2 separate regions of the Mus musculus genome follow, and region 2 is linked to region 1. The links are chromatin loops, found by intact Hi-C in ENCODE. Cell type or tissue: heart. All regions are shown on one strand. Each heading gives the region's core, and the rest is flanking DNA. Links, peaks and the distances in the headings are about the cores only.

Evidence for each region. Peaks named below come from ENCODE experiments on the same cell type or tissue, not always from the same donor. Only the 100,000 strongest peaks of a DNase experiment are listed, where the experiment ranks them.
Region 2: a loop joins it to region 1, with 17 times the contacts of the local background. A loop is called at or near these places in 7 of 42 quality-filtered maps.

The regions. Positions count from the first base shown.
Region 1 is chr11:46,539,212-46,555,363 of GRCm38, forward strand. No RefSeq gene overlaps it. Among named protein-coding and RNA genes, the nearest start is that of Gm12169, 23 kb to the left of the region's middle. In heart, for the core only: no CTCF peak of the experiment used is centred there; no DNase peak of the experiment used is centred there.
Region 2 is chr11:46,618,098-46,634,249 of GRCm38, forward strand. Dppa1 (developmental pluripotency associated 1) reads right to left here and starts at 11,177. Exons shown (of 6, transcript NM_001163358.1): 1 at 11,128-11,177; 2 at 7,471-7,528. The coding sequence starts at 7,519. In heart, for the core only: no CTCF peak of the experiment used is centred there; no DNase peak of the experiment used is centred there.

The sequences.
Region 1 (16,152 bases), core at 4,179-12,178:
CACCCCAACAAGACATACAGGTTTGGCTTCCCAGGCAATGTGGTACAAACCTTTAATCCCAGTCTCTTTCATGAAATGTCAGCAGTCTATCCCTGAGCGACATCCCTAGCTCATGTAATGTAAATCTAAAAACAGGAGAACACACACATACAGATACTCACAACAAGCCTTGTACAACCTAGAGGTTCACAGTCCTGCCTGGACCTGGAGGAGATTGCTATAAAAGGAGAAAATTCAGACAGTGACTCCAGAGATGATAATGATCCTTTTTTGAGGGTGGGACCTGAGCACTTGTTAACGTGATACTCTCCAGGTGATGCTAACGATCAGTCAGGGTCTTGAGCCTTTCTAGGCCTTCTTCTGCTACTGTAGACTGTTCCCTGGAATTTGAAAGCATGTGGAAGCTACACCCCAGGCCTTCACACATTAGGGCTTTTAATTCCCTTCCCACCCCCAGGACTGTCACTAGGGAAATCAGATTCGAGAATCCTCTGTTTCTGTGATACCATGACTCACAGGAGATGCTGATGGACACCGATGACATGGAAAGGTCCATTCACTTGGTTCCATGATGCCTAATTTCACTTCTAATTTTTTATCATTCACTGAACCAGGGAATTGTATCCTGCAGCAATAGGTTCCTTGGCCGGATCGCGTCACATTCTCTATGGTTAGGGACATGTTTCCTTTGTAGAAATTCCCCTTTATCTGGAATTTGCTCGATTTATGATATGTTACATTTCTGTTTTCAGTGCTGAACACCACACTGGCACACTGTGACCAAGGGCAGGGTTCCTTGCTCCAGCACACAGGCACAAATGTCCCAGAGGGAGGTAGAGTACAGAGCAGACAGGCACTCATACCGACCTCAACTATTTAAGCATCTTCAAAGGCCCTACACAGAAGGAAAGGAGGGCAAGATGGTGATAGTGGTGGGTCCATTTCTGCAAGCAATGCATCACAGAATAAATGAGGAAACTATGGCTGCCCTGTTGGGAGGAGGATTGGCTGTGCCAATGATTCTTTGACTTTGAGAGGCAGCAGAGAGTCCTGCTGAAATACCTATTAAGATCGCATAGGCCTCTGATCCTGGTGCTCAGCAGGTGGAGACAGGAAAATCTGATTTAGAGATCAGACTGAACTATATAGCAAGTTCCAGGATCGCCTGAGTGATGAAATTGTCTCTCAGAAAAGAAATGATCATGTCTAGTGAGTGCCGCCATACACAAGAGGGTGGTCAGGGAGCTGAACATGATCAGCCTTATCACCCACTTGCTGGAGGCTCTCCATTCAAACCATTGACTCTCAAACTTTGCAGTCTCCTAGGAAGATCATTAAGAATGAGTATTCCTGGCACTGGAGGCGAGGCTCAGTGCTTAAGAGCACTTGCTCCTGCAGAGGACCAAGACTCGAGTCCCAGCACCCACATGGAGCTTCACAATCATCCATCACTCCAGTTCCAGGAGATCCAGTGGCTCTTCTGACCTCCATGGGGCTGTGGTGCACAGACATCCATGTGAGAACAACACGAACACATAAATAAATCTAAAGAGTCTTAAGTGAGTACTCCCAATGGCTCCAGTCCTGGTTAAAAGATGGACCCATTTGCCTTCATACTGCTTAACAATTTTCTCTCCTTGAGGGGCTGCCAGGACTTCTTGAGGGACTTCGAGGGCTCCTCCCTGAAAGACTTTGACGGCTACTCCCTGAGGGACTGTGATGGCTACTCTTGGAAGGGTTTTGAGGGCCTGGAATTCCCCCTTGAGTGCCTGTGAGGGCTCCTTCCTGAGGGACTGTGAAGGCTTCAAAGGACCACTCTAGGCTCTACAGTTCTATCTCTAAAGTATAATGGTCACACCAAGAAAAAAAGAAAAGAAAAGAAAAGAAAAAGAAAAGAAATGACCAGCCCAGAAATGATGACTTAAGCCTGTAATCCCTGTGCTAAGGAGCCTGTGGCAGAGCTGTAGTGAGTTTGTAGCCAGCCTGGGCGACCTAGGCTTGTTCCCTACCAAGTCTGCCCCACTGGACTGAGTTGACGCATTAGAACTTACATTTTTTATCTCCCATGTGTTGCATTGTGTGTCCTTGACACCTCCCCTTTCAATGTCACAGCCCTCAGAGAGAGGTGTGCACAGGTCTTTGAAGATACAAGCCAGGGCTCATGGAGTCAACACTCAGAAAACTGGACACTGTTGGCTAGCTAGGTAAATAGTTCACCTGTCTGGGCAGATGACTAATCTGCTCCCAGCAAAGGAAAGGCAGTCTCTCTCTCTCTCTCTCTCTCTCTCTCTCTCTCTCTCTCTCTCTCTCTCTCTCTCTCTCTCTCTCTCTCTTATAAATAATCCCCCTGACAAAACAGAAAAGCTTGCATATTTGAAATTCCTCATGTGTTGTTCTGAAGTTTCAAGTAAGTTCCTTTATAAGAACAATCACATGTATGCGATAATGCATTCAAAAAGGTACTGAAAGGTACATGCAAGCACGACCCCTCTCTCACCTCTTCTCATTCTGCAGCTCACCCTCCCAGGGCCCAAACACTAAAAGACATCCACACCTGTGTTCCCTGGTAACGCCTGCACACATGATTGTTCGCTTTAATTTTCTCTATAGCATTGTGATTATCAGTAGACTATATGAGGTTGTTCAATTAGGCTCACTGCTTGTATCATGAATATATCAAGTATGTTTACCTGGTCCCCCACTGTTGGATATTTAGGTTGCTTCCAATCATATCCTACTACAAATAGCATCACTATGACCATCCTTGTATCTTTGCCTTGAAATAATCTTTCTCCAATTGAAAAGGACCAGGCCAGGACTTATGCTTACTCATGAAAACATGAGTATGTGTCAAGGAAAATCAAAGGCAGCTCTGTGTAGGCACTGCCTTAGCTCTCTGGTTACACTGCTACTTCCCCGATGCCCGTCTATCCTGGAGGTCAGGAGGGAGGTGGAAACAGGAGCATTTAGAAGTTGAAGTCAAAAGAGCTACATAAGCAAGTTGTAGGTATTTAACAATGAGACACTTTCCCATTGCTCCCCAAAACAAACAAGTAAGGCATGTTGGATCACACCTGCAGTCCTAGCACTCAGGAGACTGAAGCAGGAGGATTACCATGAGGTCCAGGCCAACCTGGGCTGGACAGTAGGAGGCTGGCTTGAGATACAGAGAATTGCAGGGCTTCTTGCTCAGTTGGTCGGAGGCTGAGTCTGTGGCATGGCTGTCAGCTCCCATATATTGGGGTCCTGGTCCTTCACATACAGAGCCTTGGGGAGAATCAAGCATCACTTCTGTGGACATGTAGTGACAGGCTAATGGAAGGTGATGTACAGAAAATTGGACATTGTTGCTCATGACAACAGCCCATTGATCTGGGATATGAGCTAGTTGTCTGTTGATTACCCAAGGAATGGGTGGGCCACCCCAATAAAGTATACAACAACAACAACAACAACAAACTTGACAAATAAGAAGTATGTATGTTTTAAAGTACTCAGGGTTTGTTTCAATGCTTAACATGAATTATTTTCAATGCATTTATATATACACATCTAAATAGGAAAGCAGTTAAGCCATATAAAACATGTATGAAATCATGACTCTTTTCAAACTCTTCCCATTCAATGCTGCCCACAGTGAGCCCAAACAGTCGCCCTCCCCACTCCCCTCCTTCTCAGCTCCCTCCCTCCATCCCTCTCTTATGAGTATTTTACCCCCCCCCCCCCCATCTAAGTGAGATTCAAGGTTCCTTGCTTGGGCCTTGCTTCTTGTTTAGTTTCTTTGGGACTATGGAGTATAACATGATACCTGTATTTTATGGCTAATATTCACTTATAAGTGAGTACATGCATGTCCTTTTGGATCTGGGTTACCACAGGATAATATACTCAAGTTCCATTCATTTGCCTGCAAACTTCATAATGTCTTTGTTTTTAAGAGTGGAATAGTATTCCATTGTGTAGACTGTGTTCTTAAGCTGTCCTTTAAGCATCTGGCTTCCCTTGGTGTTGGCTGGCTAATCCTGATGGCAGCAGGACTTCTCGGGAAGGTGGGGGTAAGCTGTGGGCTAGAAAATGGAGATCAGGGTATCTTATTATGTTGACTGTGACTCAGGAAGACTTGACTCTGCAGGCTGTGTCCTGGAGGTTGTGGGTCAGTCAGACCCAGGTGGGGTGGCAGGCAGATCCAACAAGGATGGGGGTCAGACAGGTTTCCAAACTGGTTAGTTTTTGGGCCCCTTGACCAACATTTTATCCTTTAATTGCCAGATGGGAAAGTAGGCATACCCAGTTTCCCATCTTAAACAACTCCCACACTCTGGCGGCCTCCATAGACAATTTAGTAACAGTTGAAAGGTAGATCAGGGTATGGAGAAGTTTGGCTTCAGGTCTTTAAAGATGAGTTCTCACCAAGCATCCTTGGCCAGTCTGGAGCTCTCTGCAGGACCCCACTGCCATACAATACAGATCTGCCTGCCTCTGCCCCCCCCAGCACAGGCACTAAAGGTGTTCACCACCATACCCTGCACTCCCTAAACTTTGGAAGCAGACTCTAGGAGCTAGATTTATTTCTTTCAACTCCCCCATTCTTAGTAAGGGCTGCTAACAATAATTGGAAGGTGTTAGTTGATGGCTTCCAGGAGGTATAAGCGCCTTCTGATTTTGCTTCAAGGACTCCTGGTTTCTAAATGTATTTTTCTTCCTGGAGTGCAGTTTATTCTCCTGTAAACTGAGAGGGTTGGTCCAGGTGTTAAAGTCCAGGCTCAGAGCCACACCTCAAGTGAGGATCTTTGCTGCAGATGGAAAACAGCCCAGGGCACACTAGTGATGCTCTCACAGGCGCTCCTGTAATGTTTATATGAGTGAGCAGATGCTATCTAGTGGGTGGGTTGGAGAACTGGAGAGACTCAGTTTTCACACAGAACAAGTGAGTGTGTCCAGGAGATAAGGGTGGAATTACAAGAGAGACTTCTCTCCATCTATAAATAGCTCTGGAAGAGTCCGTCAGTATCTGAGCATCAGAAGGAGAAACATTTTCCCTTAAGTAACAGGTAGGGATGGATGTCTACTGTCTTATTCTGAAGACAGTGAATCAGGACAGTGCTCCCTACAGTGTCTGTACCATGTGGGATTCCTTTAGAGATGATGTGGGGTTCAACGTGAGACATTAAACAATGATGCTTGAGTCCCTAGACATTAGGGCAACTTACCATCCAGTAGGGTTCTGTGGATTCTTGGAAACTGAATCTCTGTTTAAGTGAAATAATGGACTTTCATAGATTAGCTATTAAAGCCTTCTTAATTAAAGTTAAAATGAGAAATAAGAAGGAAACTCTCTAAAGTAGTCGGGTACTCTTAAGAGTCAGCCCTATTTATTTAGGGCCATGTCTGTAAGTACCAATTAATACTATATAATAATATGAAGGTAGGACCAAGAATATGAGAGCACAAACAGATTGCAGTGTTTTCTTTGTTTTCTGTGGTTTGCAAATTATTTTGTATGCAGTATGAAAAAGAACCTCAATTGACTGCAGGCATTGGAGGTTTTGGGTTAGAGGTAAGACAGCCAAGGGCAAAAGGGACTAAGCATTGCTCAATTTCCTGAGTGTTGGAGATGGGAAGGGAGTGGCCAGTCAGGGAAGCTGGGATTTCAGAATTTAGATTTGGGCTTTGTTCTCCACTGACTGGGAAAGTCGCTGAATTCTTTAACTGTTGGGGAAATATTTAGAAAAGGGCTTTTAAAATATTTTTAAATGTTTGTATCTGTTAGGGGGATTTCCCTCACTCCTTTCCCAGTTTGGAGCTTTGGTGGCTGGGGCTTTACTGATCAGGTTCTTTCCTGATCCTGGGCTTTACCAATACCCAGCTGCTGCTGGCTGTTAGGCTCTCACTCTCCCACAGTGGTCCTCCCACCCCACATCCCTCACCTATCCCTACAGTGAACTTAAAACAAGAGTCATAGAATATAGCAAATATGGCTCAGTGGACACTCATTAGAACCTCGCAACAGTTGTGAAGTCTAACTCTGCACTTTCTATTTTATTAAGCATGAGCGTGTGTGTGTGTGTGTGTGTGTGTGTGTGTGTGAGAGAGAGAGAGAGAGAGAGAGAGAGAGAGAGAGAGAGAGAGAGAGAGAGAGAGAGACAGAGAGAGAGACAGAGAGACAGAGACAGAGACAGAGACAGAGAAAGAGACAGACACAGAGATACGGAGACACAGAGAGAGACAGAGACAAACAGAGATACACAGAGAGATTATAACTTTCAGGAGTCTATTCTATTCTTTAACCACTGTGTGCTTGGGGATCTAACTCAGTTTATGAAGCTCAGGAGGAAGTGACTTCACCCACTGAGCCATCTTTCTGGTCCTTGATTAGTGTCTTCCTTCATTGCGGAAGCCATCCATCCACAGCTTCTGCAGACACCCCTGAACCCCACTCATGTCTAAGCTGACACCCTTTACTTGGAACCTGGATCCCATCCTTCCATTACTCAGCAAAAATCCTCCTCCTTTCTGTCAAAACAACAACAACAACAACAACAACAACAAAACAAACCCAAAACAACAACCAAACCAAACCAAACCAAAACCAACCAACCAACCAACCAACCAACCAACCAACCAACCAACCAAACTTAAGAGTTGAGGCAAGAGGATGGTAAATTCTATACCTCCCTTCAATAATTTTCAGATCATACAAATACACACACTGTTATAGGTTTCTTGTTTATTCTTTGAGCTGGGACTTCCTTTGTATCCCAGACTGACCTGGATCACATTGGAATTACCCTCTCTTAGTCTACTGACTGATAATATGGTCCACATACATCACTCTGTCTTACATTTTCATTTGATTTTGGCATGTCTTCATGTATCTCAGTTGGGCCTCCATATTATAAGTACCTAGAGATTATGTTGATCCTCTGACCTTCCACTACCAACCTTCTTAAATGACATACAGGCAGACACTACCATCCCTAGTTTCTCTGATGTGGAAGACTGAACTAGAAATTCATACCCACTAGACAAACTGTCTAGCATCTCATACACCCAGTTCCCATACTGCTAGTTTTATTATTTGAAAAGGAAAGGGGAAAGAAAACTTAGCATTGTAACAAGTATTTAAATCCCAACCTTTGGGCGATTGAGACTTAGGGTCAGGTCAAGGCCAGCTTTGGGCCACAAAGATATCTCACAATAACATATTCAAACCCCAGATATCTTTTCCCAACCCTGTGGTGGGAGAGGCTCTTCCCTCCTCTGCTGATAGCCCCTCCCCTCATGCACACTCAGGCCTGAGTACCTAACTCATCCCCTGCAGACCCCCAGCCTACAGGAAGCCCACTGTGCTCTGCCTTCTGAGCCCACAGACTGAAAGTCTTGATTCCTTCCACCATGTTCCTCTTCTGTTGTCTCTTCTTCCACAGTGAACTCCTGCAAAGACTCTAAGGTGCCCTTGCTTGTCAGCCTAGCAGTCACAGCTGTCCTCAGAGGGTACCAGCTCCTGGCACTTCCACACCCCAGCAGTGACTCTCTGTGTCCTTGGGGAGAGGAGAGTCCTCACAAAGTGGCTCCTGATCCCTGTCTGTCCCTGCTGTGTCCCCTGTTCTTTCCCATTGCTGTTCCTCACTGTCCCAGCTGCCCTGCCCTCTCCCATGTGTCACAGGCACTCTCTCGTACATCTGAACCTTTGGTCTCTCTCTCTCTCTCTCTCTCTCTCTCTCTCTCTCTCTCTCTCTCTCTCTCTCTCCTGCCCTTACAGCCCTTTCTGACTGGCTTCTTTCACAGTTCCTTCATCAGTTTTGCTCAATTACCTTCTCTGTGTAGGTATCAGAAAGTTTATGTAAGCCTAGCAGTGCAGGTTAAAATTGTGCCCACACCCATGTAGCTCTGCAGCTGAAGCTTCGGAAGCTTGCTGGATGCTTTCTTTGTAGTTGAACAGCTCTGCTCACGTGCTCATCCATGCAGGGTAAGAGTGAATTCTATGGTTTTTTTTTTTAAAGATTTATTTATTTATTATATGTGAGTACACTGTAGCTGTCTTCAGACACTCCAGAAGAGGGGGTCAGATCTCCTTATGGATGGTTGTGAGCCACCATGTGGTTGCTGGGATTTGAACTCCGGACCTTCGGAGGAGCAGTCGGGTGCTCTTACCCACTGAGCCATCTCTCCATCCCTCTATGGGTTTTAAACAAATATTAGTTTCTATATATTTTTGATGAATGTGTTACATGCAATAGTCAATATACAAACCACATTTTCTTATGGTCTCATAGTTACATCTTTGATCCGTTGATAGTGGCTAGAGTCATAGAATAATATGTATTCTGTTAAAGATAGTAAAAAATACATAAAATGAGAAAAATTTAGTATTATATTACTATTTTCTATAGTAAGTTGGACATGTAATTTTTATAAATCTATGATATTAAAGTTTTTATAAGCATATTATCACTTTTAAATTTTATGTTTATTGTTTTAATTGTATGTATCTGTGTGTGTATGTGTGTGTGTGTGTGCATGTATGTTTTTGTGGTGATATGTACATGTGAGCACAGTTGTCCAAGGAATGTTTGATGCTCCTGATAATAGCTGTGAGCCTCTCAGCCAGGGTGCTGGGAACCTCTCACAGTTTTCAGTAAGAGCAGTTGGCACTCTTCACCAATGAGCCATTGTAGCAGCCTAATGGTAGTGTTCTAGTGAGAGTAGAACTTGTTGCCTCTCACTAGAGTCTAGCAGTGCTAACAGAGGAACTAAAACTTCAAAATTTCCAAACTTTTGTCTTTGACCTGTGTGGGACAATGTGCTTAGACACAATGCTTCACATTATACACAGTCTATCTTGCTAATACTAAACCAAGGCTTAGGGACCAACTACTGTGGCTACTGAGCAGGAAGAACCCATGGGGCCAGTGCACCTCCATTACAAGGCTGCTCCTTGCTTAAGGTTCTACCAGGTGAACAGACTCTTTTCTCTGACTTCAATTTTTATCTATTTCTGTCTTCCTTGTGCCAAGACCATGAGTGAGACTGAAGGCCATATGTGGGAAGGAACAGGAAAGAGGAGTGTTTTGGAGGACAGGAGGTCCCAGCAGAGAGGCCTATGTGATTCAGACAGTCAGGACGAGACCTTCTCAGACACAGTGTGGTGAGGGCCACAGTCAACCAGAGTGTCTCCTCATTGTCCTCCAGGTCACCATCATGCTGCCCCTTCAAGTCCTCATTTCAGGCCTCCTCCTCCTTCTCCCAGGTAAGTGAGAGGTGGTGGGGGATGCCTGGGAGGATGGGGGTTCAGACAAATACATTCCCTGGGGGCGGAGTACAGGTTATATAGTGAGCAAAGACCAGGATGAAGCTGTAGCCCCAAAGATGTTTGTTAAGCTCCATGAATTTTAAAATTTATGGCTCAAATATAAGACCCACAAGACTGTCAGGTAAGGGATGAATATATGTGCATGCATGTAATATTTAAGTAAGGGTGAGTACATGTTTGTGCATGTAATCGTCAATGCATGAGGGCTGCAGGAAGGCTGCAGAAACTGGCCCATATTCCATTGGAAAAGCCTTTCATTTTCAATTGTTTAATTAAAATACTAATTGAAAACACTTTATGATATACGAGTAAATAATGAGTTACATATTAATTTGGACAGCCAAGGTCATCTTTGACCCTGTCTCAGCCAACAGAGCAGTGTGTGCTCCTGCTGGAGCCCTCACTCACTGTTTCTTCCAGGCACCGTTTCCAGTTACTTCCAGCCTAGGATCTCTGTGCACTCCCAGACCTTCAGTAGGGTGTTTGGATTCATACAGCACTTCTGAGTTTCCTGATTTGTGAGTTACAGGTTGAACCTGCATTGCCCAGTAGCAAATCTTCAGGACTTCTTGGGCATTGCCTTGATAAAAACGCCTAGAAAACTCAATGCCATGGAGTATTCATATGCAGAATTATCAGTAGTTTATAATAAATGTACTTGCAAGCTATGCATATGAACTGTATGCACATGAAAGCAACATCTTTCCATATTTAAACCTAAATACCATCTGTAAGCCGTACATAAATTAATTTTTTTTCAGAAATACATAAATTATGAAAAGTCCTTGTATCAAATGTTTTGCATAAGTGATATTCACCATGTTTCTTTATGTCTAAAAAAAGCATAGAAGACTGTGTCTACTCTCTATCCAAAAGTACTAATTCTTTTTTTTTTTTTTTTTCCGAGACAGGATTTCTCTGTGTAGCCTTGGCTGTCCTGGAACTCACTCTGTAGACCAGGCTGGCCTCAAACTCAGAGATCTGCCTGCCTCTGCCTCCCAAGTACTGGGATTAAAGGCGTACGCCACCAGGCCTGGCCAAAAATACTAATTCTTTGTGTTGGGTTTTGCATGGGAACAACTAGTCTAGTTAGACTTCAGCCATGATGCAGTTGCTGTGTCCTTCCAGGACTGCTTGCATTGAAGATGACTGTAATCTGCGGGAGCAGTCAGTCACTTACCAAGGAAAGGTAAAAAATAACTGCAGACTCCATGCCTTCTCTTTCTCACAGAGATGTTTAGAGAGATCTATTTGACTCCTGTCATTTATAAAGCGTTTCCATAGGAACCTGGGCTCTGTTCTCATCTCCGTGTTGTCAGTACAGAGTCCTCCTATTGCTGAGCTTGTCTGCACTGCCTCCCACTTCCACATCCTCATTGGTCAGTGACAAAGAACAGAAGCTCAAGAGAGGAGCCTCTGCCTGGGCGCAGCCTCTCACTGCTGTGCTATGGAGCAGGGTGTAGCCTCTCATTGCTGTGCTATGGAGCAGGGTGTAGCCTCTCATTGCTGTGCTATGGAGCAGGGTGTAGCCTCTCATTGCTGTGCTATGGAGCAGGGCGTAGCCTCTCACTGCTGTGCTATGGAGCAAGTGTAGCTGAAGACCCTGCTTTCTTCTTGCTCACCTTTCCCTTGCTTCATATTGATTTCTATATTCAGGAGTTCCAACAAGTTCTTCAAGGAGACTTAGAATTTCAAGTAGATTCAAGCCTATCAACATAACTGGACCTACTCCAAGGAAGCCCAGAACTATTTAACTTTTAACTCATTATAGAAGCTGGCGTGAATATACGTAGTCTCTGTAGTGAAAATCTAACATGCTTATAATAACAATTAATTTTCATTCTTGCTTAGGAGTTTGGACTACCACAGTGACGTCTTCACCTTGCCCTTGTGTAAGCACATCCCTGGGTGTGTTCATAGTGAGATTCACACGTCTATCTTCCTGCAATCACTTTGCCTTTAGACACTTTGTCAAGTTAGCTCATACGCTTTTGTCTCAAAAAAAGAAGAAACAGAGCTGTAACTTCTATTCGCCATATGCACTTGTCACTTTGGAGGCTTACGACTGAATAAGCTCTTTCTTCCTGGTTCTCTGTGGATTCTGGCTGGCTGAGTTAACTCAGCTCTTCAGGCCCAGACTGCGTTCTAAACTGACTGACTCCATCTGACTTCTCTTAGCTTCTCACTGCATTGCCCTACATAACTCTGACAATCTGTTATAATCTTCTGGCTCCTTCTCCTTCTCTGGCTTGGTCTGTTTTCAGCTGTATCTAGAATCTTCTCTTTGCAACCTGTGTCTGTAAAACTGTCCCTGTAAAAATTGCCTGAGAACTCCACGAAATGAACTGCCATGAACTCCAGCCCCCTGCATCACCTCTCAACTCACTGACTGGCTGACTAGAATCAGAGATGTGCATGCCTCTGCCTCCTGAGAGCTGGGGTTAAAGGCGAGTACAAGCCTGCCTGCACCTAAGCTTTTCTTTACCTGCACCTTGCTCTACACCAGGCTGGGCTTCAACTCAGAGATCTGCTTGCCTTTATCTCTTGGTATTAAAAGCATGTCTATGCTCCAGCCAGATCACACAGAGCTAGAAGGTGTTTGGATATGATCCTATTCCAGAGCAGCCACGTAGCCAGACAAAAATTCCTCTAAATGGAAGAAAAAAATAGTCAAGCATAGTTGCTTATGCTTTCATCTTTGGACTGGGGCAGCTTAAACAAGAGATACCAAGTTTGAGAATAGCCTGGACTACCAGGGCATTTTGGGTTACTAGTAAGAGTCTGTCTCAAAAAAAAAACCCATTAAATATATGATAATAAACCCATTGAAAGGAAGAAAAGATTTTGAGTCTAAAAAGGGTGTTAGATAGTTTGTTTTGATGGGCAAGTTTGTTAGTTGTCCCAATAAATGATATTTTATACAACAACTGAGGAGGTAAATACACAGTGATCAATTTGTTTTATATGGTTAAAAGTTAGGTTACAAAAGAGTGAGCTAACCAAAGGATACATATTTATGTTTGTACCTGAAATATCAGAAGCCATCATGCCATGGTGAAAGTTCTGTTAACTGAACAGACATGTGCAGATTTAGCAAGTCCTGCATGACACAGTTGTACCTGAGTGCAGTTAAGTGCACACAGTTGTCTTGACCAGCAAGAAGAAATGATTTAGAATTAAACTAAAGAAAGTAGTAAAAACTTGGCACTATGCATCTGTCAGGCTGTCTTTAGGTACATGAAGGAGCGCGTAGAGAACTGGCACTCCTGTGTGTGCTGGTGTCTGGGGCTTTGGTTTCTTTGTTTTTGAGACAGGATGGGGGTGGGGGACTCCTAGAGACCAGGCTGGCCTTGAATTCCCTACAGAACTGAGAGGGATAAGGAACTCCTGACCCTCCTGGCTCTATTGGTCGTCCTGGGATCACAGATGTGCACAGCCATGCTTAGCCCCAGCAGCCTGCTTCTTGAAGCTGCAGATGAGCTTCCCAGACTCCATCTCCTGGGAAGGTTGAAAAGGTGTGTGAAGATGAATGAGAAAGGCTAGCTACCACTGCACCTTACAACCAGGAAATGCTATAAAGTAAATATTCAGTGGGTAGAGCACTCTGCAGTGCAGGCAGGAGGCTCAGAAGTTCATCACACTGGCTACATAGTGAGTGGTAGGCCTGCCTAGAATACATGAGACCCTGTCTCAAAACTTACAAACATTATTTTATATTCACAACAGTATTTGTCAAGAAGTATCTGGGAGTAACTTACCTCTTGTCCTACTGAACATGCCGATTGTAGCCATGGAGACAGAGCAGACAAAGCTGAGCTAACGTGTCTTTGGTCTCACTAACTAAGCAGAGAAGCTGGGGCTGTGATCCATGATGAGGCTCATACATGGACAAAGACCTGATCTCAGTTGAACCCATCTCTCACTTGTCTGCTTAGGGCTAGTAGATCAGTGCTGAGCTATGACAGGGCCTAAGGTGATGCCCAGCCTGTCTCATGCTTATTCCAGTACATGGTAATCCCTGGTCACCTGCTCCAGGGCATTTGGATGGATTTTGCATTTCTGTCTGATTACATGGCGTTAATCAGACTGCATCCATAAGCAGCTTTCATGAGTAGTTTTATAAAGATGTAGATCTTGCCTCATGGCTGGAGGACCAGGGCATTGGTTCCAGCCATCAGGGAACAGAGCCATCTCATATATTCTAGGGTGGCATTGAACTTATGTAGCTGAGACCACCATAGGACACCTTAGCCCTCTGCCTCTGTGCTCTGGGGTTACAGCATATTTTTTATATTTTAATCATTGGCTATCTCAAGAAAAAATAAAACCACATTTTCTATGAAGAATTTTAATGTGGGGCTGGAGAGATGATTCAGCTCTTAGGAGCATGCACTGCTCTGACTGCGTACCATTGCAGCTCCTGGGTGGGTGACTCACTGTAGCTACATCCTCCCATATGTCCCCAGATTAGACTCTAGTGCATAGATTCTATGCACTAGAATCACACGCGCCCCCCCCCACAGAGAGAGAGAGAGAGAGAGAGAGAGAGAGAGAGAGAGAGAGAGAGAGAGAGATTGAGAGAGAGAAAGAGAGAGAGAGAAAGTCACAGGATTTTTTTAGAGGAAAAGAATTAAATGCTATGGTATAAGAATTTGTTGTACAAGATTGTGATCTGGAACAAAAGGGACCATGATAAGACCTATGGTATGTTCTAGCTTAGCCTTTGGATGTGTTTTTGTCCCCTTGGTGATACTGATGAATGTTCTGGAATAGATTTAATAGAGGAGGCACATAAGATGCTGGATGGGAAACTGCATGACTAACACTGAGACAGAGATCTTTGAGGGTGGCACCCAGGCCTGCATGTCCTTACCCTGCAGGGTTTGTGGGAGTGCACACGTGTTTCTGTGTATGTAGCCCATTCTCTGGGCAAGAATGGGAACCATCTGAGATGCCTCACATGAGACCATTCCTGACCTGTTTCACATGACTGGGCAGAAATTTGAAAATGAGAATATGCCTGTCATATTTTAGGATGTTTCCTCCTAACATTTAGAACTTGGTTGTTCATATATGTTATTTAAGCTGGCCCTGGTGATATGAGCCTATTATCCCAGGATTCAGTCTGCTGAGACAGAGGATCATAGTTCATGGCTATTTTAGACTACAAAAGTAAGATAATATTTAAAAGGGAAAATAGAAATTGCATAAAATACTACAAATATGCTCCTTTGCTTAGTCCAAGGTTTTTATTCTCCGCAGAGAAAGTGTGGTTCCTGGGAGTTTCAATGTCTTTGACAGGAAGGGGAGGGTGAGGCCTTGGTGGTAGCACACACATCCCGAATTACTTATGGAAGGAGCCAAAGTCAGCATAGAGTGTTACCTTAGTGGAGTTTTTAATAGGATTCCTGATAAATGAGACCATTAGTAAAACCTTGTGTCTCAGGTCACTTGGAGAGTCCATGTTTAGCTTATTTTCCACCAGCCAATTAAAAAAAAACCAGATTTCTTCATTTTTCTTTAGAGAAAGATTATTTACCAATGTCGCTCTTGCATGTTAGGAATGCTATGCAGGTGTATGCATGCAGCCATGAATACAGAGAAGACATATCCTGTAGAGTTCATGGTTATCAGTGGACAGTTAGTTAAAAATAGACACAATGCTCTTGATTAAAAGAAAATATCGTGAATGTTTTTGATGGGATGTTCACTTTTTCCTTTCAACTCCTCCCGACTTCCCTCCACCCCATTTTAGAGTGCAGACACAGAAAAAAGAAGAGTCTAGAAAGGTAAGCTGTCCCAGGTTGTGTCAGTTGCTTTGGAACATGCAGTCTTTAAGATTTCTCCTGGTTTCTTTCTTTTTGTTCCTTTTCTCCTTCTCTTTCTCCTCCTTTAAAAAACAAACAAACAAACAATTTTAGTCAGTGTTTCTCATATAATATATTTTGGTCATGTTTCTTCCTGTCCAATAGCTCCTCTCAGATCACACTGGCTCCCTACCCACCCAACATTCTTTTCTCTCTTTCCTTCAAAAAGGAGGAAAAATAAAAATACAAACATGAGATGAAATAATCACCTGAAGACCACTCCCTGCCAGTTGTACATTGCACCATCTGAGCTTTCTGACCCTACGTTGTTTCCATCCCTGTACACATGATACTGACCCAAGCACAGAAAAGTTTTTGTCTGAACTTCTTTGTAATTCTCAGCACAGCTGTCCTTCCTGGGGCTGAATGGTGATGCTCATTTTGGTTCTACATTTCAGTAGTAGCAATGGTATAGAGATGACAAAATCCACTATGTCAAAACCCCACCCATGAGTTAAAGCGAGTCAGTTTCGATCTGGGATTTGCTCCTCTGTGGGCTCTAGAAGCTCAAATCCCAGTCCACCATGACAATCTGAAGTAAAAACCTCCCACAGCCGATGGGAAAGGCTGGACCACAAACCCCAGCTCTTTTCTCTTGAAACCACTTCCTTTCCCTATAGCCACCTGATGTTTTGTGCACATGCTGTATGGAAATGTGTACCATGCATGTCATCTTTGCAGCTGTTTCCAAGACAACCAGCCCCTGTGGAAAGGCAATGTTTGTTGCTGCACCCATTTCCCCACTCCATGTTAGTGTTGAGAGTATGCAGATGCTATGCAGATTCCGAAACCAATTTTTCTTTAGAAAGAATGGATTTATTACTGTGTTGGGAATTGTTTTTGGTGGTAGTTGCAGTGTTGCATTTGTGTGAATTGACACAGGTTCCATGGCACAGGAAGGGCAGAGGACAACTGTGTGGAGCTGGTTCTCTGCTTCTACATTTTCTTGAGTTCCAGGGATATAGCATGGGT
Region 2 (16,152 bases), core at 5,540-13,539, 80 kb after region 1:
CAGGTTGTAGCCCAGTCCTTCAGAGTCATCCTGGTTGATATTCCCACAGGCCAATGAGAGACAAGGAAACCAATACCTACTATCAGATTGCTCTAAGAACAACAACAACAACAACAACAACAACAACAAAACACCATGATCCTTTTGTCCCTCAAAATCCAGTCCTACTCCACTGATGGATGGGTTTTGGAGGCTTTAAGTCTCCCTCTAACAGCTACCTCTTCACTTCTGGATGTAGAAGATTTGAACCTAATCTTGTCTTTGCATGTCAAGCTTTCCCCCATTTCTAACAATCTATCAATTGCTATTAAGTGTAAATTCATATGTTTCAGCATTTGGAATACAAACATTATGGTGTCGGCAAAGGATATGCATAATTTTTATGTTAAATTGTGTTCATATGTAAATGTCACCTGTGTATGGGTTTCTGCATTTAATTGCAGATGCTTATGGAGACCAGAGACAATATGTCCCCTGAAAGTGGAATTACAGGCTGCTCAATGTGGGTGTCTGGAGCCAACCCAGGGTCTCCTTAAGGACAGTACTTGCTTTTGGGTATGGAGCCATATCTCCAGTCCACGTGTGCACATTGCAAATCACTAAAGACTATAAACTCAATGTATATAGTATCAGAAAAAAAAAACTTTTACATTTTCTGTCTATACAAATATTCTAAGTTTCTTGAAGCAAAACTTTGGAAAGCATTAACTGCCCCTAAAAATGGAGACTGAAGTCTTCTTCAGTGAGTATTTGAGTGTAGACCAAACATCTTTGCCCAAGACAGGAGGCCTGTCCCTAGAATTAGAAGAAACAGCTCCCAATTCAAGTGAACAGGGACAGAGTCAGACACTTTCTGTCTTCATAAATTCCACTATGAACTTTCTGACTCTGTGTCATGTCCTGTCATGATTCAACAGGGGCAGATCACAGCTATATCAGTAAGAGTTGTCTGAGAGTTGAATACTGCATCAGAAAGTATGTAGTATACTGCTCAGTGCTCACTCTACTTAGGTCTCAGCTGGATGGCATGATTTCAGAATAGATGTAAAGCATCCAGAATGCTCTTACCTGACCCTCGCCCCCAGCCACTCCTAAGTTTTTCATCAGAAAGTTATGCCCCACTAACCTAGATCCCTACCATCCTCATCACCTATCCTAGATCAACGATCTACCTAAGTCTGGCTAGTAGTGAATCTCCTGGGAGTCTGATAGAGATGGGTGTCTTCCATCTTAAGCTCTTGCCCAGCAGAGATTGCACATAAAAAGGTTGGGGAATCACAGGAATTATGAAGCTATTGTTTGGATCCAAGTTAACCTGTTCACCTAGATTGTACTTTTAAGACTGCCTTGCCTGGGCGGTGGTGGCACACGCCTTTAATCCCAGCACTTGGGAGGCAGAGGCAGGCCAATTTCTGAGTTCGAGGCCAGCCTGGTCTACAAAGTGAGCTCCAGGACAGCCAGGGCTACACAGAGAAACCCTGTCTCAAAAAACAAAAAACAAAAAACAAAAAACCAAACCAAAACAAAACAAAAAAGACTGCCTTGTTGTCCTGTGTGTCTTATAGCATCTCACGAGAAGGACTCTGAGCCCTGGAACACATAGGTTTCACCTTGTTTGTGAGTAGGCATGTGTGCAGGTGTTGGAGAAGTGCTATTCACCATGTTTCTCTTATACTGGGGAAAAAAAGCCATAGAAGACTGTGTCTACTCTCTATCCAAAAGTACTAATTCTTTGTGTTGGGCTTTGCATGGGAACTTTCATGGGATGACTAGGTTAGTTAGCCTTCAGCTATGATGCAGTGCTGTATGCTGTGTCCTCCCAGGACTGGCTGCATTGAATATGCTGAGCCTGTAATTTGTGGGTGAAGTCAGTCATTTACCAGTGAAAGGTACAAAATCTCTCCCAGCCCCCATACCTTCTCTATATCACAGATGCTTAGAGACATCTGAGGATCTGACTCCTGCCATTTATAAAGTGTTTCCATAGGAACCTGGGCTCAGTTCTCATCTCCATGTTGTCAGTGCAGCTGCCTCCTATGGGTGAGCCTGTCTATTCTCACCCTCCCTGCCATGTCCTTGTTGGTCACTGACAAAGAACAGAAGCTCAGGAGAGGAGCCTCTGCCTGGGCGCAGCCCCTCACTGCTGTGCTATGGAGCAGGCACAGCCTCTCATTGCTGTGCTATGGAGCAGGTGTAGCAAAAGACTCTTTCTTCTTGCTCAGCTTTCCCTTGCTTTCATATTGATTTCTTCTTGAAAGCACACAGCACTGTATCATAGCTGAAGGCTAATTAGCCTAGTTGCCCCATGAAAGTCCCTATGCAAAGTCCAACACAAATAATTGGTACTTTTGGATAGAGAGTAGACACAGTCTTCTATGCTTTTTTTTCCAATATAAGAGAAACATAGTGAATATCGCTTATGCAAATATTTTGGTACAAGGAGTTTCAGAATTTGGGTATTTCGGAATTTAAAAAAAATTTATACATGGCTTACAGATGGTACTCAAGTCTAAATATGGATAGATGTAGCTTTCATATGCATACAGTTCATATTCATAGCTTACATGTACATTTATAAACCACTGATAATTCTGCATATAAATACTTTATGGAACTCAGTTTTCTAGGTGTTTTTATCAAGGCAATGCCCAAGAGATTTTATAGCTTGAAGTACTGCATATTTGCTACTGGGCAATGCAGGTTCAACCTGTAACTCACAAATCAGGAAAATCAGAAGTGCTGTATGAATCCAAATACTGTACTGATGGTCTGAGAGTGCACAGAGATCCTAGACAGGAAGTAACAGGAAACGGTGCCTGGAAGAAACAGTGAGTGAGGGCTCCAGCTGGAGCACACACTGCTCTGCCGGCTGTCACGGTTCCCCGGAAGCAGCAGCAGTCACTCCTGACTCTGCCAACTACAAAAGAAAACCCAGGAACTCGGACCAACTGCTCTGAACACTCTTCTCCTTAATGGATGTGATGTGAAAAATGTGTTCACCTGTTACATGCAGGAAGCTAATGGAGGTAGGGCTCAACCCACTTCTAAGATTTATAAAAGTTGTATTTACTCACTTATTTTCATTTCTTGCTCTCTTTCTTCTCCCCTTCCCTCCTTTGTTTGTATGTGCGCATAATTTTCCATGGGCAAAGTGTTGAGGTCAGAGGTCAACTTGAGAGAGCTGATTCTCACCTTCTAGCAACCAGCTTGCAAGAATTGAACTCAGGTAATCTAGCTCAGTCATGGGCACCTGTTCCCACTGAGCCATCTTGCTGGCCCTCACTCCCCTTTCCCTTAAAGGGACACCTAAGTAATGGGTCTATTGGGTTCAGGAACCAACAACTAGGTGTTGAGGGGCAAGCACTCCTGTCACTCAGTGTGAAAGATAGTGAGGGCAACACAGCAGGCAATGGGTGTGGCTGAGGTGCAGTAAATCTATTCATACCACTAGGTACAAACTATTCACACAATTAGATTCAAACGATTAGATTGCTAGTCCAATATAATGTATGGACAGAGGCATGAAAGCAATTCAAACCCTCCCTGAACAGTAAAAATTTAGTGGAGAAAGAAGCAATCATGCAAACAACAACAACAACCCTCCCCCCAAACAACTGAAAACCAAGAAAACTGAAAACCCTAATCAAGAGGTCAAAATGGGAACAACAAGCAGAAAGAAAACAACCATCTCAGGAGCTCCTCTTTGCTTGCTCTGTGACATTTTTTCTCCCAGGTAGATGGGAAAGTGCATTGGAGCTGATGAAGGTCCCGGGACAGCAGAAGAGTCAGCTCAGAGTGCTTAAGTCATGAGAAATTATACAAAGTGGTTGTTAGGGATCAGATAGCATCTCTTGTGGGCCCAGTGAGGAGCCAAATAGAGGACTTTTAAACACTGACGAGTGAAAGAATTTCTAAGCTTGATAACAACTCACTATTAATGATTCCAAGCCGCTGTGCACAGTGACACGGGCTTTGTTCCCATTAGTCAAAAGACAGGTTAACTCTCTAAGGATGATATCCTCCAGATACATCCATTTGTCCAAGAATTAGATATGCACCCACTGATAAGTGGATATTAGCCCAGAAACATAGAACACCCAAGATACAATTTGCAAAACACAAGAAAATCAAGAAGAGGGAAGACCAATGGGTGGATATTTTATTCCTCCTTAGAATAGGGAACAAAATACCCATAAAGGAGTTACAGAGACAAAGTTTGGAACTAAGACGAAAGGATGGACCATTCAGAGACTACCCCACCCGGGGATCCATCCCATAATCAGCCACCAAACCCAGACACTATTGTATATGCCAGAAAGATTTTGCTGAAGGGACCCTGTTAAAGCTGTCTCGTATGAGGCTATGCCAGTGCCTGGCAAATACAGAAGTGGATGCTCACAGTCATCTATAAGACGGAACACAGGGCTCCCAATGGAGAAGCTAGAGAAAGCACCCAAGAAGCTGAAGGGGTCTGCAACCCTATAGGTGGAACAACAATATGAAGTAATCAGTATCCCCAGAGCTCATATCTCTAGCTGCATATGTAGCAGAAGATGGCCTAGTCGGCCATCACTGGGAAGAGAGGCCCCTTGGTATTGCAAACTTTATATTCCCCAGTACAGGGGAATACCAGGGCCAAGAAGCAGGAGTGGGTGGGTAAGGGAGCAGGGCGGGGGGAGGGTATAGGGAACTTTCGGGATAGCATTTGAAATGTATATAAAGAAAATATCTAATAAAAAAAAAAGAAAAAAAAGGCAGAAAAAAAAAAAGAAAAAAAAAGGACAGGGGCAGTTGGATTAGAGAGTTTCCAGGCACCCTGATCTACTTGAGTAGAGAGCAAGGCCATCTGTACCGCACAGTGATATTCATCCTCAAAATAAAATAGATAAATAAAAAACACAAGTAACAACTGCCAAGACGGAACAATTACACAGTGATGTTTAGAATTAAAAAAAAAAAAATAGGGACAAGTTAGTATTGGTTCCTATTGTCACTGTTAACTCTTAGTAAAGGACGTTAGGAAACATCACCAAAAGAAATCACATCCTCATGATTCAATTCCTTTGAGAGGACAGATTTAGCCAGAGCCAGGCTGACTCCATGACTGGCCACAAACTGACAGTTTGGGAGACTAGGCCTAAGTTTCTGTTTCCCACAACTGGAAAAGTCCAAAACAAGTGAATTCCAGGGAAACCCACCCCTTACCAGCAACCAATCAGGAAGTTGTCCCACCACCTAGCCTGAACCACCCTCACGGGCAGCCAATCAGGAGCTGTAGAAGCTGCCCCGACATCCTTGCTTGAGCCAAATATAGCTAATCAGCAAAAGTTCCCAAAATCCCCCAGAACCTTACCAATTCCAAAGGCATCTACCCCTAGAGTTAGAGCCAACAATTCAAGGGAAAGAGATGTAAAAGTCTCACACTTCTACCCTAACAGGCATTAAATTGACCCTGCAAAGTCCACACATCTGTCTTTCGTCCCAATGTCTGGTGGACAACTTCATTTTAGGCTAGCCTGTAACTCATAGAGATCCATCCAATTCTGCCTGCTAGGATTAAAGGTATGCACCATTATCTCTGACTTGTAGGTTGGTTTGAAGACAGGGCCTTGCTCTGTAGTGCAGGCTCTCTTACTATCCTCTGGCTTCCGACTCCAAAGAAAAGGGACTACAAGCATCTCTACTGACTCTCAAATATTTTAAAAATTTAAAAATTCTGCTTCCTGCAAAAGATGACCTTCGAAGGTGAAGGCAGGAGACCAGTGAAGTGAAGACCAACCTGGCCTTATGAGACCACGTGTCAAACCACTCCTATCCCTCCCCTCAATGCTATTTAAAAGAAATCTTTCACTCTTCATCCTTCTCTCTATAAAAAGAGCAGAGCCCAGGATGTGTGTGTATGTGTGTGTGTGTGTGTGTGTGTGTGTCTGTCTGTCTGTCTGTCTGTCTCTGTGTGTGTGTGTGTCTGTCTGTCTTTCAGCATTGATGGTGTAAAGGCAGAACTTTGCTAACTTCAATGTCAATTTTCAGATTGACTTTTGTTTGTTCATATGGTTTTCATTTTTTTGTTTGTTTGTTGATTAGTTGTTTGTTTTTTGTTTTTTCTTGTTTTGTTTTGGGGTTTTTTGTTTTTTTGTTTTTTTTGGTTTTGTTTTGGTTTTGAGACAAGCTCTAACTGTGTAGCCTTGACTGACCTCAGTATTTAGAACACTCTATATAGAGCTGGCTGCCTGAATTCATGGAGATCTGCCTACCTCTATCTCCCTAAAGGTGTGTACTACCAGGCCAAGCTCAGAATGGGTTTTATAAAAATAACCCAGAAGGGGTGAGCTTTTGTGATCAGTCCTCAAAGCTTATCCTAAACAAAGAGAAACCAAAACCAAAACCTGAAAAAGGATTCCTTTGTATGTGTTGATAACATTACAGAAACTGAACAAGATTCATCATGTGAGACCACAAAATCAGAATATTAAATCAAGGATTAAATCATGCCTATTTTAAAGCTAGCATAACAACTTTTTGGTGTATCTGTTGAGAGGATGGACCGAATTCCCTATTACCAGGTGCTTCCACATGAGGGGACTCTGAGGGCTGAAGATGCAGCTCAAGGATGCCATGCTCATCTGGACCACACCAGCCCCTGGGTTGGATCCCAGCACAGGAAGAAAGAAACAAGCAAACAACACAGAACAGTGAACTGTGAGAGTCACTGGGCGGTCACTACATTCTTGCCTAGCCTGGGTCTGGCCTGTGTGTTTGGGACGGGTCTGAGAAAGCACGGTTTTTGTTGTATGAAATAAGTGTGTAATGGGTTTGTACTTCTCCCTGGAACACTCATCGCTCTAATTTTACTAAATACATTTTTTTACGTTCACGAATATAATACATACTATCATAATAAAATTATACAAATGTATGTTAAGAATTAATGACTTCCACAGTTCCACTTGCTAGAGATTAGATTGTAATATCTAGAATCTGTATGAGATGTAGGGGCTCCTACCTAGATCTTAGCTGTTGAGGTGTAGCAAGGTCATTTGCAGTTGTCTGTCCTATATTTGGACAACCAAAGCTACCTTGGACCTTGTCTGAAAAGATTAATATGCAATTAACTGTTTGAAACTATATCATAAAATATTTTCAATTAGTATTTTAATTAAACAATTGAAAATGAAGGCTTTTCCAATGGAATATGGGCCAGTTTCTGCAGCCCTCCTGTAGCCCTCATGCATTGCCGATTACATGCACACACATGTACTCACCCTTACTTAAATATTACATCCATGTGACAGTCTTGTGGGTCTTATATTTGAGCCATGCATTTTGAAATTCATGGAGCTTAACAAATATCTTTGTGGCTACATCTTCATCCTGGTTCTTTGCTCACTATATAACCTGTACTCTGCCCCCAGGGAATGTATTTGTCTGAACCCCCATCCTCCCGGGCATCCCCCACCACCTCTCACTTACCTGGGAGAAGGAGTAGGAGGCCTGAAATGAGGACTTGAAGGGACATCATGATGGTGACCTGCAGGACAATGAGGAGACACTCTGGTTGGCTGTGGCCCTCACCACACTGTGTCTGAGAAGGTCTCATCCTGACTGTCTGAATCACATAGGCTGCTCTGCTGGGGCCTCCTGTCTTCCAAAACACTCCTCTTTCCTGCTCCTTCCCACACATAGCCTTCAGTCTCATTCTGGTCTCAACACAAGGAAGACAGTAAGCAGAAAAATTGAAGTCAGGGAGAAGAGTCTGTTCCCCTGGTAGAATGCTAAGCAAGGAGCATCCGTCTCATGGCCATACTTGCCCTGTGGTTGACTGCAGGCTCTTTCCGCTCAGTAGCCACAGTGGCTAGTCCCAAAGTCTCAGTCAAGTTCAATATTAGAAACATTGACTGAGGAAAATGTGAACCACTGGACCTATGCACATTGTCCCACAGACGTCAAAGACAAGGGTTTTGAAGGTTTTAACTTAGTTCCACTGTCAGCACTCATAGAGCAAGGCTGGGGGAGGATCCAGAAGTACTACTCTCGCCAGGCATGGTGGCGCATGCCTTTAATCCCAGCACTCGGGAGGCAGAGGCAGGCGGGTTTCTGAGTTCGAGACCAGCCTGGTCTACAGAGTGAGTTCCAGGACAGCCAGTCTCAAAAAAGGGGGGGGGGCACTCTCACTAGAGCAATAACATTCGGCTGCTACAACAGACCATTGGTCAAGAGTGCCAACTGCTCTTACAGAAAACTTGAAAACTGGGAGAGGTTCCCAGCACCCTGGTTGAGAGGCTCATAGCCACTAACACCTGAGATACACAAGCATCAGACATTGCTTAGACAGCTGTGCTCACATCACCACAAACATATATATATACATAAACACACATACAGATACATAAAATTAAAAATAATAAACATAAATCTTTTAAATGATATGCGTATAATAATTTTAGTAGCATAGATTTATAAAAATTCCAAGGTGTCCAGCTTAAAATAGAAAATAGTAACATAAGACTACAACTTTACTCATTTTATATATTTGTTTACTGTTTTTAACAGAAAACATGAGTTTATGACTCCAGCCTCTATCAATGGTTAAAGATGTAGCTAGTTATGAGGCCATAAGAAAATCTGGTTTATATCTAGACTATTGCATGCAACACATACATAGAAAATATATAGAAAATAATATTTGTTTAAAAAACAAAAATATAGAATTCACTGTTTCCCGCATGGATGAACACATGAACAGTGCTGATAAACTACAAAGAAAGCATCCAGCAAGGCCAGGGAGCTTCAGGGCCGTGCTGGAGGGCAGGGGGCAGCTTACCCTGCACTGTCAGGCTGAAATGTCTTCTAACACTGTCACACAGAAGGGATCTGAGCAAGGCTGAAGAGGGTTAGCCAACCAGAAAGCTGTGAGGGGAGAAGAGAGAGAGGGCAAAGGTTCAGATGCAGGAGAGTGCCTGTGACAGGGGAGAGGGCAGGGCAGCTGGGACAGTGAGGAACAGCCATGAAGAAGAACAGGGGATACAGCAGGGACAGGGCTCAGGAGCCACTTTGTGGGGACTTTCCTCTCCCCAAGGACACAGAGAGCCACTGCTGGGGTGTGGGGGTCCCAGGAGCTGGTGCCCTCTGAGGACTGCTGTGACTGCTAGGCTGACAAGCAAGGGCACCTTAGAGTCTTTGCAGGAGTTCACTGTGGAAGAGACAACAGAGAGCAAAGTGGTGGAAGGAATCAAGACTCTCAGTCTGTGGGCTCAGAAGGCAGAGCACAAGGACTTCCTGTAGGCTGGGGGTCTGCAGGGGATGAGTTAGGTACTCAGGCCTGAGCTGTGCATGAGGGGAGGGGCTATCAGCGGAGGAGGGAAGAGCCTCTCCCACCACAGGGTTGGAGGAGATATCTGGGGTTTGAGTATGTTATTATGAGATACATTCCTGTCTCAAAACTGACCTTTAACCCCTAAAGCCATGCCTCCATTTCTCAAGACGGACGGAAAATACTTGTTAAGATGCTAAGTTTTCTTTCCCCTTTCCTTTCTAAATGATAAAACTATCAGTATGGGAACTGGGTGTATGAGATGCTAGACAGTTTGTCTCGTGGGTATGAATTTCTAGTTCAGTCTTCCACATCAGAACAACCAGGAACAGTGGTGTCTGCCTGTATGAAATTCAAGAACTTTGGTAGTGGAGGGTCAGAGGATCAACGTAATCTTTAGTCACTTGTAATGTGGAGGTCAGACTGAGACACCTGAAGACATGTCAAAATCAAATGAAAATATAAGACAGAGTGATGTGTGTGGACCATATTAGCAGTCAGTAGACTAAGAGAAGGAGATTCCAATGTGATCCAGGCCAGTCTGGGGTACAAAATAAGTCTCAGCTCGAAGAATAAACAGAAAGTATAAACAATGTGTGTATTTGCATGATTTGAAGATTATTGAAACAAGGTATTGATTTCTCCATCCCTCTGCCTCAACTCTTGGATGATTTTTTTTCTTTTGACAGAAAGGAAGAGGATTTTTGCTGAGGAATGGAAGTAAAGGGTGTCAGCTTAGACATGAGTGGGGTTCAGGGGTGTCTGCAGAAGCTGTGGGTGGATGGCTTCCTCAATGAAGGAAGATGCTAATCAAGGACCAGAAAGATGGCTCAGTGGGTGTACTGGCTAGTTTTGTGTCAACTTGACACAGCTGGAGTTATCACAGAGAAAGGAGCTTCAGTTGAGGACATGCCTCCATGAGATACAACTGTAAGGCATTTTCTCAATTAGTGATCAAGGGGGAAAGGCCCCTTGTGGGTGGGACCATTTCTGGGCTGGCAGTCTTGGTTCTATAAGAGAGCAGGCTGAGCAAGCCAGGGGAAGCAAGCCAGTAAAGAACATCCCTCCATAGCCTCTGTATCAGCTCCTGCTCCCTGACCTACTTGAGTTCCAGTCCTGACTTCCTTGGTGATAAACAGCAGTATGGAAGTGTAAGCCAAAAAATCCCTTTCCTCCCCAACTTGCTTCTTGGTTGTGATGTTTGTGCAGGAATAGAAACCCTGACTAAGACAGTGGGTGAAGTCACTTCATCCTGAGCTTCATACGTTTAGTCAGATCCACAAAAAAAAAAAAAAAAAAAAAAAAATCAGTCCGGCGAGGTGGCGCACGACTTTAATCATAGCACTTGGGAGACAGAGGCAGGTGGATTTCCGAGTTCGAGGCCAGCCTGCTCTACAAAGTGAGTTCCAGGACAGCCAGGGCTGCACAGAGAAAGCCTGTCTCGAAAAACAAAACAAAACAACAACAAAAAAAATTTTCCTTGATAGTTAATCAGCTAAACGACTTCCTAGTCATAGAAAAAAAAAAAAATCCCAGTTCTAAAAGCTGTCCATGTACTTGCACTGGCAAAATATCATCACATAGTCGTCTATGAAAACCCATTATTCTATTCAAACATAGATTCACTTTGCAAGAATCCACAGAACCCTACTGGATGGTTAAGTTACTCTAATGTTTCAGGGCTCAAGCACCACTGTTTAATGTCCCACGTTCAACCCCACATCACTTCTCACGTAATTCCACATGGTACAGACACTCCAAGGAACACTATCCTGACTCTTTCTCTTCAGCATAAGGCAGTAGACATCCCCACTTACCTGTACTTAGGGGAAAGTGACTTCTTGCTAGTCTCTCCTTCTGGTCATCTGCTGCCCATGAACTCTTCAGAGCTATTTATGGATGAAGACAAGTCTCTCTTGTAATTTCATCCTTATCTCCTGGCCACACTCTCACCTGTTCTTTGTAAAAACTGAGTCTCCAGTTCTCCAACCCACCCACTAGATAGCATCTGCTCACTGGAATAAACATTACAGGAGCGCCTGTGAGAGCATCACTAGTGTGCCCTGGGCTGTTTTCCATCTGCACCAAAGATCCTTACTTTAGATGTGACTGTAAGCCTGGGGGACTTCAACACCTGGACCAGCCCTCTAGATTTATAGGAAAATAAACTGCATTCCAGAAAGCAGAATGAACTGGAGAGACCAGGAATTCCTGGAATAAGGGCAGAAGGGACATCTGTCTCTTGTTATACTTCCTGGAAGGCATTAACTAACATCGTTCTAACCAATGTTTACTAGGAGCCCATAAGAATGGGGGAGTTGAAAAAAATAAATCTAGCTCATAGACTCTGTTTCCAAAGTTTAGGGAGTGCAAGCTATGGTGGTGCACTCCTTTAGTGCCAGTAATGGGGAGGCAAGAGAAGGTGGATCTGCATTGTATGGCGGCATGGCTATGCAGAGAGTTCTAGGCTGGCCAAAGCTGCTTGGTGAGAGGAGATCTTTCAAGGGCTGAAGCCAAGCTTCTCCATACCTGGGTTCAGCATTCAGTTGTTAATAAATTGTCCAAGGAGGCTCCCGAAGTGTGGGAGTTGTATAAAATAGGAAACTGGATATGACTACTTTCCCATCTTTCAACTAGAGGGTAAAATGTTGTTCAAGAAAGCATTTCCAGAACAGTTGTGAAATTTGACAGTGTCTTTACTCCTACAAACCAAATAAGTAAATCAACCAACCAACCAACCAACCAACCAACCACATATAGTCTTCTTAAAGATGCTGAGGACAATGTCATAAACCTGTTTCAGGTAAAACGCCTGGATGATCACCTTCTGAGTGACTGGAAGCTGCCCTCACACCCATTTGCCAGGAGAGACATGATGGCTTGGGGAGATTTAATAATAGTAGGCTTTACTGAATGGACTTAGGATAATCATTTTACTTTTCATTTTGGTGCTATGTGCTGTGATTTTTGTTTTGTTAGGAGAGGGTGTCTCATGATGTAATGCAGGTTGGTCTATCATTCCTTTGTATCAAAGACGATCATGAACTTCTGATCTCTCTTCCTGCACTCCTATTGGGATCACAGGTGTGTTCTGTTTCCTGGGTTTCTGCATAAGGATCTAAGGCTTCATGTATACCAGGCAAGTGCTCTAAAACAGCTACAGACACAGCTGGGATTATAAATTTGTACACACACACACACACACACACACACACACACACACACTGTACTTGTTTTCACTATTTCAGCCACACGGGCTTCCTGTCTGCTTCTAAGATTTCCCATATTCTCCTGGTCCAGATACTTATCCCATGGCTGGTTCCTTTCTTAGAACACTTCTCTCTCATGAATTGAAAAGCTCCCTCAGATCTTCCAGTCTCAAGGTGCAATTTTAGCCTCGGTCTATATCAACATCCCTAGTCTACTTCCTGTCTTGGATAGCTTATTTCAAAATAACCCTTATCTTACAAGTAATCACTCAGGAGGCTACACAAACTCTTAAGACCTCTTTTTAGTAGCTTTATATCTAGCCTGTATATTGTTGGGGTTGGGGGAGGTTGTTATAGAAATGGCCCCTGTCTCTCATTCTCAGTTATCAGTCTGCAGGTCATCTATCCCACTGCAAGATGTTTCCCTGCACATAGCAGCACAGGCAGCAAAGATTGTGGACTTCATGGTTTCCAGAGGTAATGAACATCAATGTGGAGTGGCATGGATCTTGGAGGTCTTTCTAGGAGACTTAACCCAGAAATCAACCATTCTTCATCTCAGATGTCCTGTTGCTCAGAGTCAGGGTGATCCTGTGGTTAGGCAGTGTTTCCAGGGGGTAGGCTGCTATATACCATCTTGTTCTTAATGGCCACTGTTGTGCTGATATTCCAGGCTAAAACATGTGTTTGCGGCACATAGGCAGCTCCTGGACAGGTTTCCTCGCCCCAGCAGGGTGAGCAACATGAGAAGTGGTGGTGGTGGTGGTGGTGGTGGTGGTGGTGGTGGTGGTGGTAGTGGCTGTGGCAGAAGGGGCTGCACGCTGCTGTCAGGGTCAGTGGTAGAGCAGTGGCCACAGATATTGCTAGGGGAAAGATGGCACAGTGGTGGCCTGAGCCTCCTGACACCCCAGAAGCCCACTCTACTCTGCAGGGACATGCTCCTCTGTTCCCAGGCTATACTTACAGACCTGTCACCACCACTGAATCTCTAATTCTGCTTCTCTTTGCTAGGAATGCCATTTCATTCAGCAATGTTCTTCCCTACTTCCCCAAAATCCTATCTCCTCAGAGTGAATTTTCCGTATTAAAAGTGTCTATGTTAGAGAGACACTCAGTATGGTTATTACGTATAACCCCAGAATTCCAAATTCCCAGGCTTTACAACAATGAGCAATGATATCGCCAGAACTGGCTCCACCTACTGGCTCAGGCACAGAGGTACAACCTCCAGTCTTAACTGATAGTTGTTGAGGTCTGTCCTGACTCTGAGGGCAAGGCTAGACTCTCTCCCTCTGTGTGCTCAGTCTGAACCCAGCCTCCTGCTGTCTGTTCCACCTAGTGCCTGGTCTGCATCCTTCCCAAAGCTGTATCTCTGGGCTTTTCCTCAGTGAAGACTGGAAGGCTCAACTGAGGCCTTGTTTCAAAATGGCTTCTGTGTGAGGCCTTTGAGTTACAAGTAGGAAAATGGGATTCTTCTCTCCTGCTGACTCATCACCCAGAGGAATCAGCTCAATCAAACCCACAGCTGGGTTCAGGGCTTGTGAGGGCTGTGGACCTGTCCTGTGGTAGGACTGCCCATCTCTGCTCCTGCTCACCTTTGGAAGCTCTTTCTTCTCCCTCTGCTTCCTGGGAAACTGCAGGGATGAGACCCAGGCTTTTGCTCACTTCTCTGCATCAAGTGCCCCTCTCTTCCCCCTTTCAGGGACCCTTTCATTCCCTGCTGCACTTCTGAAGCTCTGTGATTCCTTCCCTGGGAAATGGCCTGTATTTTCTTATTCTAATCAACTTCTTTCCAGGCTCACAGAGAGGCAGTCTCTAATCTTCCTCTAGACTTCCTGGAAGTCTCTGCACTCTGGATACCTAAATCAGCTGAAAACTCATCTGACATATGCAACAAAATATCTGCACATGAATACTCACAGTAGTTAGCTCAGTTTCCAGAACTTGGAAACTTATAAAACTGTCTGCTACAGCACATGAATCAACAAGCTTTAGTATCCTTCAGCAATAAATTAAATGGTATTCATTATAGTCTGGAGCTGTGCTGGCCATGGTCATGCACACATTGTCTCTCAAGGTACTGAGGCAGAAGGATCTCAAATTAGAGGCTCACCTACTGTACAGGAAGGACCTATCTCAAAAAAGTAAAACCCCAGTGCTATTGAGATTGCACAGCTGTTAGGGCCATTGCTGTTCTTACAGAAGACACCGGTTCTATTCCCAACACCCATGTGAGGTGCTGCATTTCTGGTTCCAGGGGATTGGACACTATTTTATGGTCTCTATGGCAGGCACACAGACACACACACAGACACACAAGTGAAACTCTTAAAAAACAAACTAGAACCACAAACAAACAAACAAACAAACAAAAAACTACAGTTGAGATTTAGGAGACGGGGGATGACTGGATAGCTTCTTCAGAGTGAGGACAGATATCATCAATTATCAAGGAGACTGGAGTTTGGTACCCCTGAGCCTGAGACAATGAGTGAAGCAGATTCTGGAGGGAACTATTGTTCATTGTAAAGACTGGGAATTTGGCACTTCTGGGGTTTTTCCATGTCCTGTCACACACTATTCGCTATGAAGCAATAGTGGTTGATCTCTGTTATCATACGTTTGTCAAAACTCAGAATTCACAGAAGCAAGAGAAAGAGACTCTGGACTTCAGGTGACAATTGTGCCAAAACTGGTTCATCAGTCTTCATATCTGTGCCACAATGATGGGAAATGCTGATGCTGACAAGGTCTCTCTCCCTTCTCCTCCTGCTTCCTCTCCTCTCTCTTCCTCTCCTCCTTCACCCATCTCTTCCTCTACCAACCCCTTCTCTCTTGCTATATCTCATTCTCTTTCTCACTCAGCATGTGTATATGGCTGTGTATGTTGAGGAAGGTGGTGTTGTGTCCGGCCAGTAGATCACAACTTGGGTTCTAGCCTGGAAAGGCATTTTGGAAACCTGGAAGAGAAGAGGGGCTGGGCTGCGCGAGATAAGGAAGGAACCAAGACAAAGGTCTCTGCTCAAGGTTCAATTTTTACTATTTCGGCACTCCGTTTTTGAAGGAAGCGGGAGGGGCCCAATTCCCACCAAATAATCTTGGAGTCCAGTAGCAGGGTGATCACGTGATGGCTTCGGAACAGCAAAGCCGAAGGTTCCAGCAGTGGGTGTGGCAGAAAAATTGAGCGGGAAGCTCCACCCCTGAGCAAGCAGGTTTCAGGCTGGGGGAGGGGAGACTACAGGTGGTTTATAAAAAATTCTCTGTACTTTCCACTTAGTTTTGCTGTGAGCGTAATACTATTCTTAAAAACAAAATTTCCTAAAAGTTATGATTGGGTTATCATCAAAATATTTTTAGGTTACTGCAGGTGCAAAAACTGGTGAAGATGGCCAGCATCCTGAAGTGCAGGACAGGGGTCACCTTAGAGCATCTCCCCACAGCACACTAGGTGCTACATCCACTCCAGTAGTGACTCGCTTGGCAGGCCTAAAAACCTGGAAGCAGTCCTGAGGCAAAGAGTTTCAAGGAAACTCAGCCTCCTGGAACCTTGGCATTCTCATAGCTAGGAATGGCCCAGATTTGTCCCTGCAATACCACGGAGGGTCTTGCATGCTTTCTTACAGTATTTTACTG